Linked DNA regions of Homo sapiens: region 2 is linked to region 1. The links are chromatin loops, found by intact Hi-C in ENCODE. Cell type or tissue: Caco-2. All regions are shown on one strand. Links, peaks and the distances in the headings refer to the core of each region. The heading gives the core; the rest is flanking DNA.

Evidence for each region. Peaks named below come from ENCODE experiments on the same cell type or tissue, not always from the same donor. Only the 100,000 strongest peaks of a DNase experiment are listed, where the experiment ranks them.
Region 2: it touches region 1 in a loop (7-fold over the local background); 1 of 110 quality-filtered maps calls a loop at or near these places.

The regions. Positions count from the first base shown.
Region 1 is chr1:214,684,032-214,688,436 of GRCh38, reverse strand. No RefSeq gene overlaps it. Among named protein-coding and RNA genes, the nearest start is that of CENPF, 83 kb to the right of the region's middle. RefSeq lists an enhancer at 4,203-4,405. In Caco-2, for the core only: no CTCF peak of the experiment used is centred there; a DNase peak (open chromatin) is centred at 1,656.
Region 2 is chr1:214,790,316-214,794,720 of GRCh38, reverse strand. No RefSeq gene overlaps it. Among named protein-coding and RNA genes, the nearest start is that of CENPF, 190 kb to the right of the region's middle. In Caco-2, for the core only: no CTCF peak of the experiment used is centred there; a DNase peak (open chromatin) is centred at 2,530.

The sequences.
Region 1 (4,405 bases), core at 71-4,070:
GGTAAACAGAGAGAGAGAGAGAAGACCATTCAATCAGCATCTCTAAGGATTAAATAAGACGATGGCAGCCAGAACCTCAATAAGACTTTGTCGATGGATAGTTGAGTCAAGTTAGACAGCAAGCTCCTCGATGGCTATAAGAAGCTGTCTTATAATTTTTTTTATACCAGCACCTAGCATGGTGCCTTGTGCATGGAAGTTGTCCAATAATTATTAAATGGAAATACAAAAAAATGAATTTTGAGAATAATAAGCAAAATAATAAGCATCACTGTATGATGTCAAAGTGCAGGAAAGTAAGGCTAGGTACTGTTCTGAGAGTTAATTGGGAGATGGAGATGCATAGCCTAACAATAAAGGTATTAGAAAATAAATGATGTGAAATGTAAGGAAAAAGAAGTAGTCTTCAGTAGTGTTGGATAAATAAATGAAGAAATAGAGAAATGAATGAAAAGGTTAAAATAAACCCTGAGGTTTCTTACTTGAAGCATTGGTGTTAAAATTCATTAGCTATTAAGATAGAAATCTGGGTATGAAGTCTCATGTAACGATAAATGCCCATGACCATCCTGCATATGTGTTTTGTTTCATCTGCACAGGGTAAAAGAGTCATTTTAAAAAAGGATATTTCCAATGCACATACAAATCCACTGGACTCCGTTCCAATGCACTCAGGGGTGCAGGCTGCGCAGGCTGCTCAAGCTTACTACAGTCCGCACCACACTCTATAGTCTCCTCATAGAGCCCACTTTACCCACGTGGAAAGTGATAGCTCTCTAGCACACATCTATTTAGCCAAACAGGCTGTTAAAACATTGAAATAATTTAGATGGTTGGTAAATGTGACGGTTCATATTAAGTGTCAACTTGATTGGATCGAAGGATGCGAAGTATTGTTCCTGGATATGTCTGTGAGGGTGTTGCCAAAGGAGATTAACATTTGAGTCAGTGGACTGGAAGAGGCAGACTCACCTAATCAATTCCAGCACTGCTAAAATAAAGCAGACAGAAGGTGAGAGAAGCCCACTTGCTGAGTCTTCCAGTCTTCATCTTTCTCCCGTGCTGAATGCTTTCTGCCCTCGAACATCAGGCTCCAAGTTCTTTAACTTTTGGACTCTTGGGCTTACACCAGTGGTTTGCAAGGGACTCTCCGGTGTTCGGCCACAGACTGAAGGGTGCATTGTCAGCCTCCTTACTTTTGAGGTTTTGGGACTCAGACTGGCTTTCTTGCTCCTCATCTTGCAGATGGCCTATTGTGGGACTTCTCCTTGTGATCGTATGAGTCAATATTCCTTAATAAATTCCGCTTCATATATATTATACATCTATCCTATTAGTTCTGTCCCTCTAGAGAACCCTACTAATACAGTAATTCAGCATTGTACTACAATGAAACACCGCCTCCTCCCTTTCTCTGGACTTTTCCCTACCCCATGATTGCCACTTTTTACTGTATTTGAATACTGAATTCTTGGGTATCTTTTGTTTACCTAAATGTATCTCTCCAAATGTACCTCTGCTTTGCCAACTGTTCCAGACCCAACCTCTGAGCACCCTCCAGACTCTCCTAACATTCAGCAGATAAAGAAGAAATTCTAGTGGCACAGGGAACCCATTGGCCCGGTTTCTGATTGGGAAGTGTTGGTGCCTCATCAGCTGTTAGATGTTATCAATAGTATCTCTGCATGTAAGTCACCTCTACTCCTTGCAGGTATTTCAGTTTGTCATCTTTGCTTAAACTTTAGATGCCTCTGACCCTTATCCACAGGTGCTTATCTGAAGTCCTGTCGTTCTTCTACTACCCCATAAATCTCAAAATATTTGTCTTGTTGACATTATCCTTAAGTGACCTTTAGAACATGGTTTTGTTATAGACCTCCGTCCCATGGAGGGCCCTAAACAACTTCTACGCTCAGTGCTCAGCGTCTCAGCACAATCACCCTTCTAATTCACTGCATTCTGGTTGTCAATTTTTATTTGACATCTTCCCAGAAAACCCCCCCACCTCCTCCCTTTTTCTGGACTTGTCCCTACCCCATGGTTGCTACTTTTTACTGTACTTGAATACTGAATTCTTGGGCATCTTTTATTTACCTAAACTGTAGGCAAAATAAAGCAGGAAGAGGAAGGTTTAATTATAGACAGAGTTTCATCAAATAAAAGGTTACTATCAGTTTTCTAATGAAACTCCAATAATCTGAAGATAGGAAGGGAAATCAAAAACATCAGTTTTCTGTCCAATGTTTTAAGTGTTTCTGCCTAAGCCAAGAAAATATCTAATGTGTTAGGAGCTTCATCTTAACAGTGGACTCCTGTGGTGACCAGAATTTGGCTGCATTTCAAAATAATAAGCATTTGCTTCCGAAGGCTGTTTAAAGGAAATAAAAAGGCATAAAAGCTCCACCGTCCAATATGGTTTGTATTAGAATAAATTGATTATCTAAAACCTAACGTGATCAGAACTCTGCCAAAAGCCTGGCAAGCAACAATTGTTGACATAGCCCAAATCCTAATCAGCTATTTGTAACAAGTGATTATTTAATAAGCATTCACATTCATCTGTGCTTCTTCAGCCAATGAAGGAGGAAGAGAGGGGGAACCCTCAGAGGAAATCAAAAGAGCTGCAAGCCGATGTTTTTTTCTTCTTATGAGTATTAAAAAATATGTCCATAGGCAAAGAAAAAACTCAGTGTTGTCAGTCAGACACTGCACAGTTAAAAGTCTGTCACTCTTTCCATCTCTGAAACTCCTAAAGAGCAGTTGACTTACTAAACTGTTTCTAAAAGTAGAACTAGCGGGTGAGGAGATTCCACATCATGATGCTTTTCCTAAAGCACAAATTCTTTTTTTCTGTTGTTATTTATATATATGTGTGTGTATGTGTATATATATATGTATGTGTGTATATATATATATATATGAAACTATAGAATTACAATAAGAGGTACAGAAAATATACAAGATGAGCCTGGAACAAGAAACAAGTTCCAGAAAATAAGGAAGTGCTCAAAGAAAAAAAAAGGCATGGATAAAGGGTTTGTTAAAGAGACACGGGGACCAACTGAAAGAGCTCCCAGTGTCCAAAGCTGGAATCATGTAAGCAAAAAATAAAATGGTACTGGATTAAAATCTAAAGGATGAAAGAAATACCCATCGTTCCACAATAATATAAATAAATAATTGAACGCATTAATAAATGAGAGAGAAAAGTCTCCCATGCGGAAGAATTCCAAATAATTTATTTAGATACCTCACCCTGGAGGAGCAAGAACAAAATTCTCCACTCCTTAAGTGTGGGCTGCACATACTGACTTCCTTCCAAAGAGCAAGCTACGGAAAGGGGCCGGGGAAGCAGCTTTACAATGGAGAAACCTAACAAGCACTACCTTAGCCAGGTGATCAATGTCAATATCAACAGTCATGAGTCATGTTGATAGTATGTGCCCTTGGTATCATGGGATGAAAATGTCACTTTACCTCTGTGATCTTCTTCCCAGAAATCTATTAACCCATTCAAATCATGAAAAAAAAAATCAGGTAAATTTCAGTAAAGAGATGTCCTACAAAATGCCTGACCAACAATCCTCAAAACTGTCAAACTGTCAAAGTCATCAAAAACAAGGAAAGTCTGAGAAACTGTCACTGCCAAGAGGAGCCTAAGAAGCGATCATGACTAAATGTAACATGGTGTCCTGGATGGGATGCCGGAGCAGAAAAGGGATGTTAGGTAAAAATCCAAGGAAATCTGGGAAAACTATGGATTTTAGTTAATAAAAATGTATCAAGAGTAGCTCATTAACTTTAACAAATGTGTCATGCTAATATAAGATGTTAACAATAGGCGAAACTGGCTGTGCCGTAGGGTATGTGGGAATTCTTTGTTCCAGTTTCTCAATTTTTCTGTAAGTCTAAAACTGTTCCAAAAAAGTGAAATTTATTTAGAAAAATGGGTGGGCCATTAGATTGTGGATCTCTAACACAATGCCCATGTTTTTTCTTTTCTTCAGTATTCCAAATAATTTTCTGACTCGAAGAACGTTCAAAAATTGTTAAAGCCAATTATTTTCCCTGTCAACATGCACAAGTATGATATAGTGGGCAGAATGCGGGATTTAAAGAAGCACAGGCCCGAATTAAGGAACATGTCTGTCCTTGACTAGAGGGATGGCTTTCAGTTAATTAACTCAAAGAGCTTCAGTTCCATCATCTGCAAAATAGAGATCAAACCATTACTTCACAGAATTACTGTCAAGAAAGCCCCCAGCTCTTGTATCACATAGAAGACACTTAATAAACGTTGCATTTTCTCCTTTCTGTAACTCAGCTGTGCCTTCACTTAGTAAATTCTATTAAACTTACTGTGAATGAATTCATGCTTACCAGCCCACAATGGGGGGGGGAATCT
Region 2 (4,405 bases), core at 172-4,171, 110 kb before region 1:
CAAAGGATATGAACAGACACTTCTCAAAAGAAGACACACACTGCTAATTCAAGCAGTGGAGATAAAAAGAAAAGACACACAAGTGGTCAACAAATGCATGAAAAACATGCTAAATGTCACTAACGGTCAGAGAAATGCAAATTTAAACCACAATGAGTTACCATCTCATACCATCCAGAATGATTATTATTTTAAAAAATCAAAAAATAACAGATATTGGTGAGGATTTGGAGAACAGGGAATGCTTATACACTGTTAGTGACTATGTAAATTAGTTCAACCCCTGTGGAAAATGACATGGAGATTTCTCAAATAACTAAAAACAGAAGTATCATTTGACCCAGCAATCTCATGACTAGGTATCTATCCGAAGGAAAAGTAATCACTTTATCAAAAACACCCCTGCAATTGTATGTTTATCACAGTGCTATTCACAATGGCAAAGTCAAAGAATCAACTTAAGTGTTGATAATGGTGGACTGAATAAAGAAAATGGGGTATATAGACACCATGGAATACTACACAGACATAAAAAGAATGAAATCATGTCCTTCACTACAATGTGGATACAATTGGATGTCATTATCCTAAATCAAGTAACTCAGAAACAGGTAATCAAATACCACATGTTCTCACTTATAAGTGGGAGCTAAACAATGAGTACACATGGGCATAAAGACGGAAATAATACACACTGGAGACTCCAAAAGAGGAGAGGAAGGCAGGGAGGAGCAAGGGCTAAAAAACTATCAATGGGGTACTACTTTCACTAGTTGGTGATGCATTCACTAGAAACCCAAACCTCAGCATTACGCAATATACTCATGTAACAAACCTGCTTGTGTACCCCATGAATCTATTTTTAAAAAGAAATCAAACAGATGAAAAGCCTAGTAAATGCCTAAGAAATTTGGGCTCCCCAAGAAGCCATAAGCATATCCTGATTGTTTGAAAAATGAAAGAAACACAAGAGAAAATAAAAATAGCTACTCTGTCAAGGAGTTAAAATTGGAGGTGAAACATTCTTTTCACAGTGTTTTATAGTTGTTTTAACGATGTCTTCATAAAAACAAGAAAAATTTAATATAGAAGAATTTTGAATTCAAGTGGCTAATATTGTTCTTTCTTTCTTAAGTAAATAACATTCTTCCAAGTAGTATCAGCCCAAGGTCATGGGTAAGAGAAATGACTTGGCATCATCAGAAGCTCAGCAGGAGCCAAAAGAAGTGGGTTCTTTTGCAAATGTCCACAGATTTCCATACAAATGGGTATTTGGGCAAAATAAATTATATTTCGTCAAACATTTATAGGATGTGTTCGTGTCTGAATTTTTTAATCATCTGTTATATTTTTTACTACAGAAATATGTCAGATTTATTATACTCATACAGTTCAAATTGATTTTTTATGTAAAATAAGCACCGTAATAAATGACATACAAGAGCTTCTGATTCTACTTTTAAACAAGCTCACTAAATTCCATGTCAATTCAAATTTGCAGTTATATGGCTGTACGCTCAAGAGCATATAGAAAATCAAGTTCTTGTTTAAGTCTAATACGCTATTATCTGTGATAAACAAATACATCGGATCTTTGGGAAGATCAGATGCTTTAACGAAGGAAAAAAACCCAAGGCTATACAAAGCAGAAGGAAATCTTTGATCATAAGGACTATCAGATTCAAAGCAAGGTCTCAGTGGAATTACGTGGGTCTTGATTTTGATTTAGAAGGTAAAAGACTGATTCTAACCCAGTCAAATCTAACCCCTTTGATCCAGGGAAATCTCCCTTAGTCTGGAAAAGTGATTTTATGGTAATGAATCCCTTGGGAAATCAGCCCTCAACCATTTGGCAACATTTTCTGAATGGTCATTATTTTTTATCTCTGCAGTTTACATATCAATCTGCAAACCCAAAGTGGATAGTCATATGGGGGATATATTTTTTAAATAGCTTCCTTGCCTTGGAGAGTTACCTATAAAGATGAAGCTAATTTTCATTACGTTCCATCCCTAGCACACATGTGGGTACAGTCAGGCACATATGCATGGAAGTGCACACGCACAAACACACACACCTCTCATTGTCACCAGTCCAATACTACAGTCAGATTCAAACATGCCCCAAGGGGCCAACAAAAAAGCCAAACCCAAGAGCAAATGATTACATACTGAAAACATTGTAGAATGTTACCGCTTACTATGTTGAGAAAACTCTATAGAATATATACAAGAATGTATTTTAAAGTATTAAAATATTGCTTTAGATCAGGCCTAAATTGATCATTAAGGAAACTCTTCGCATAAATTCTGGATTTGATGTCCCTCTCAAATAGCTGAGAGTGATTTTAAGAGTGTCCTTGCTGGTTCACAGAAATCTTGGCTCTGTGTTGGATTACACTAAGCAAAGATGAAATACCAGAAATTCTTCAGTGTAATGTAGTGAATGGATTCTGGAGACTTTAGTAGATAAGAAGACTGAAGTATGTTTATGATGTGACCATCCCCACTCACTCCCAGACCATGTGCCCCAAAGTGCTCCAGAGGATACTCTCTGCACTACATCCTTTCAGGGCAGTGCCAATATGTACAAAAAGTTCTTTAGTGGCTGATCTGCATAAGCAAGGTATTCTATTGCACAATACTGTATTGAAACGGGCTTTCTGATTTCAATTGGATCTGAAGGATTCTGGCAAAGGCCTTAATCTCCAGCAGCAAAGTAGGGTTGCTTTTATAACAGCCAAGGCAAGAAATCAAAATGGTTCAGTTTTTTGGCAGGGACCAGGAAGTCTTTAGGACAGAATATACGCGCAGGTTACTGAGACTCTATTTGATTTTTTAATGAAAAATGTTTCAAACCAGGTAGACAGACATCTGATGGGGCAAACAATAAATGGAGCTCACACATGGTAACTCCAGTAAATTTCCTAACACAGTCTGAAGTTGTTTCTCCCAACCATGAACCGATAGTTGAATTGGGTATCCTGAGGAATTAGAAGGCTGGCTCTCTGCATTGGCTCACTAGCCCAAGGCGATACAAGAGAAGATGGAAGAAAAGGCCAAGTAGAAGTCTGTTCTTCCTCCTTCTTACCAAAACAGTAAATTCAAGACTTTAAAAACTAAAAACCAAACACTCCTCTGGGGGAAATTGCAGAGATTAACATCATCATCAAAAATTTAAAAGATAAACGATGGTAAACAGACATATCACCTACTTAACTCTTTCATTTTGGCCAGTGCAGAAGATAGATAGGTCTTAGAAACAGAAAGTTGAGTGGTTACAAACAAGGGCACCTGTTTTATAGGTTGTCTTCATTATAGGAGCAAAGCAATTTAGGTCTGGCACCTGGGATTCAGTTCTTAATCTGGGAGGTTCTTCTTTGGCATCCCGATATATAGACAATGCAAGTAAATTTCTGGCATTTGGCAAGACAGCAGCAAACCTTAACAATCTTGCCCCAGAATTACATAGATCAATTCTCTGCTCTATGTCACAACTATTGACCACCTTACATTCATTGACATTGACCACCTTACATTCATACTGGTTCACTACCTCAATGATATCATCTCATGCTGGCAGGACCTGGAAAGCAGGAAGTAGCCATACTCTAGATGCCTTAGAAAAAGAGAAATGCATGCCAGAGAATTTGGGATAGATCCCATGAGAATAAAGAGGCCTGGTAACTCAGTGAAGAAGAAAAGTCACAGTTCCAGTGGCTTCAGGTGTATTGGATATTCCTCTGAAGTAAAGAACAAGTTTTTCCCTCCACCAATAAAATAGACACAATACATTCTCGATTTCTTTGAATGTGGAAAGCAAAATAAGTCAGGTTTGAGGGATGCTCTGGCACATTTACCAAGTGGCCTGACAGCCCCTAACCTTTAGTAAGCCCAACAGCAAGAAAACCTTCTCTGACTGGGTAGACAGCAGAGCCCACCAGTAGAGCCAGGAGTTCTGCCATCAACTTTATGACCCAAAGGTGCAGAGAAGTCAAAGAGTCTCAAGCAGATCAGCATATTGCACCAAGACCATAACAAACCCCTCTAGATGAGGCCCATTGGGTTCTAGAGGAAAGCCCTGTTTAGAAACTTATGTCTTGCCATGGATGAAGCTGGAAGCCATTATCCTCAGCAAACTAACGCAGGAACAGAAAACCGAACACCACATGTTCTCACTTATAAGTGGGAGCTAAACAATGAGCACACATGGACACAGGGAGGGGAAAAACACACCCTAGGCCCTGTAGGGGGTGGGGTAGGGAGAGGGAGAGTATTATGAAAAATAGCTAATGCATGCTGGGCTTAATACCGAGGTGATGGGTGGATAGGGGCAGCAAGCTACCATGGCACACATTTACCTATGTAACAAACCTGCACATCCTGTACACGTACCCCAGAGCTA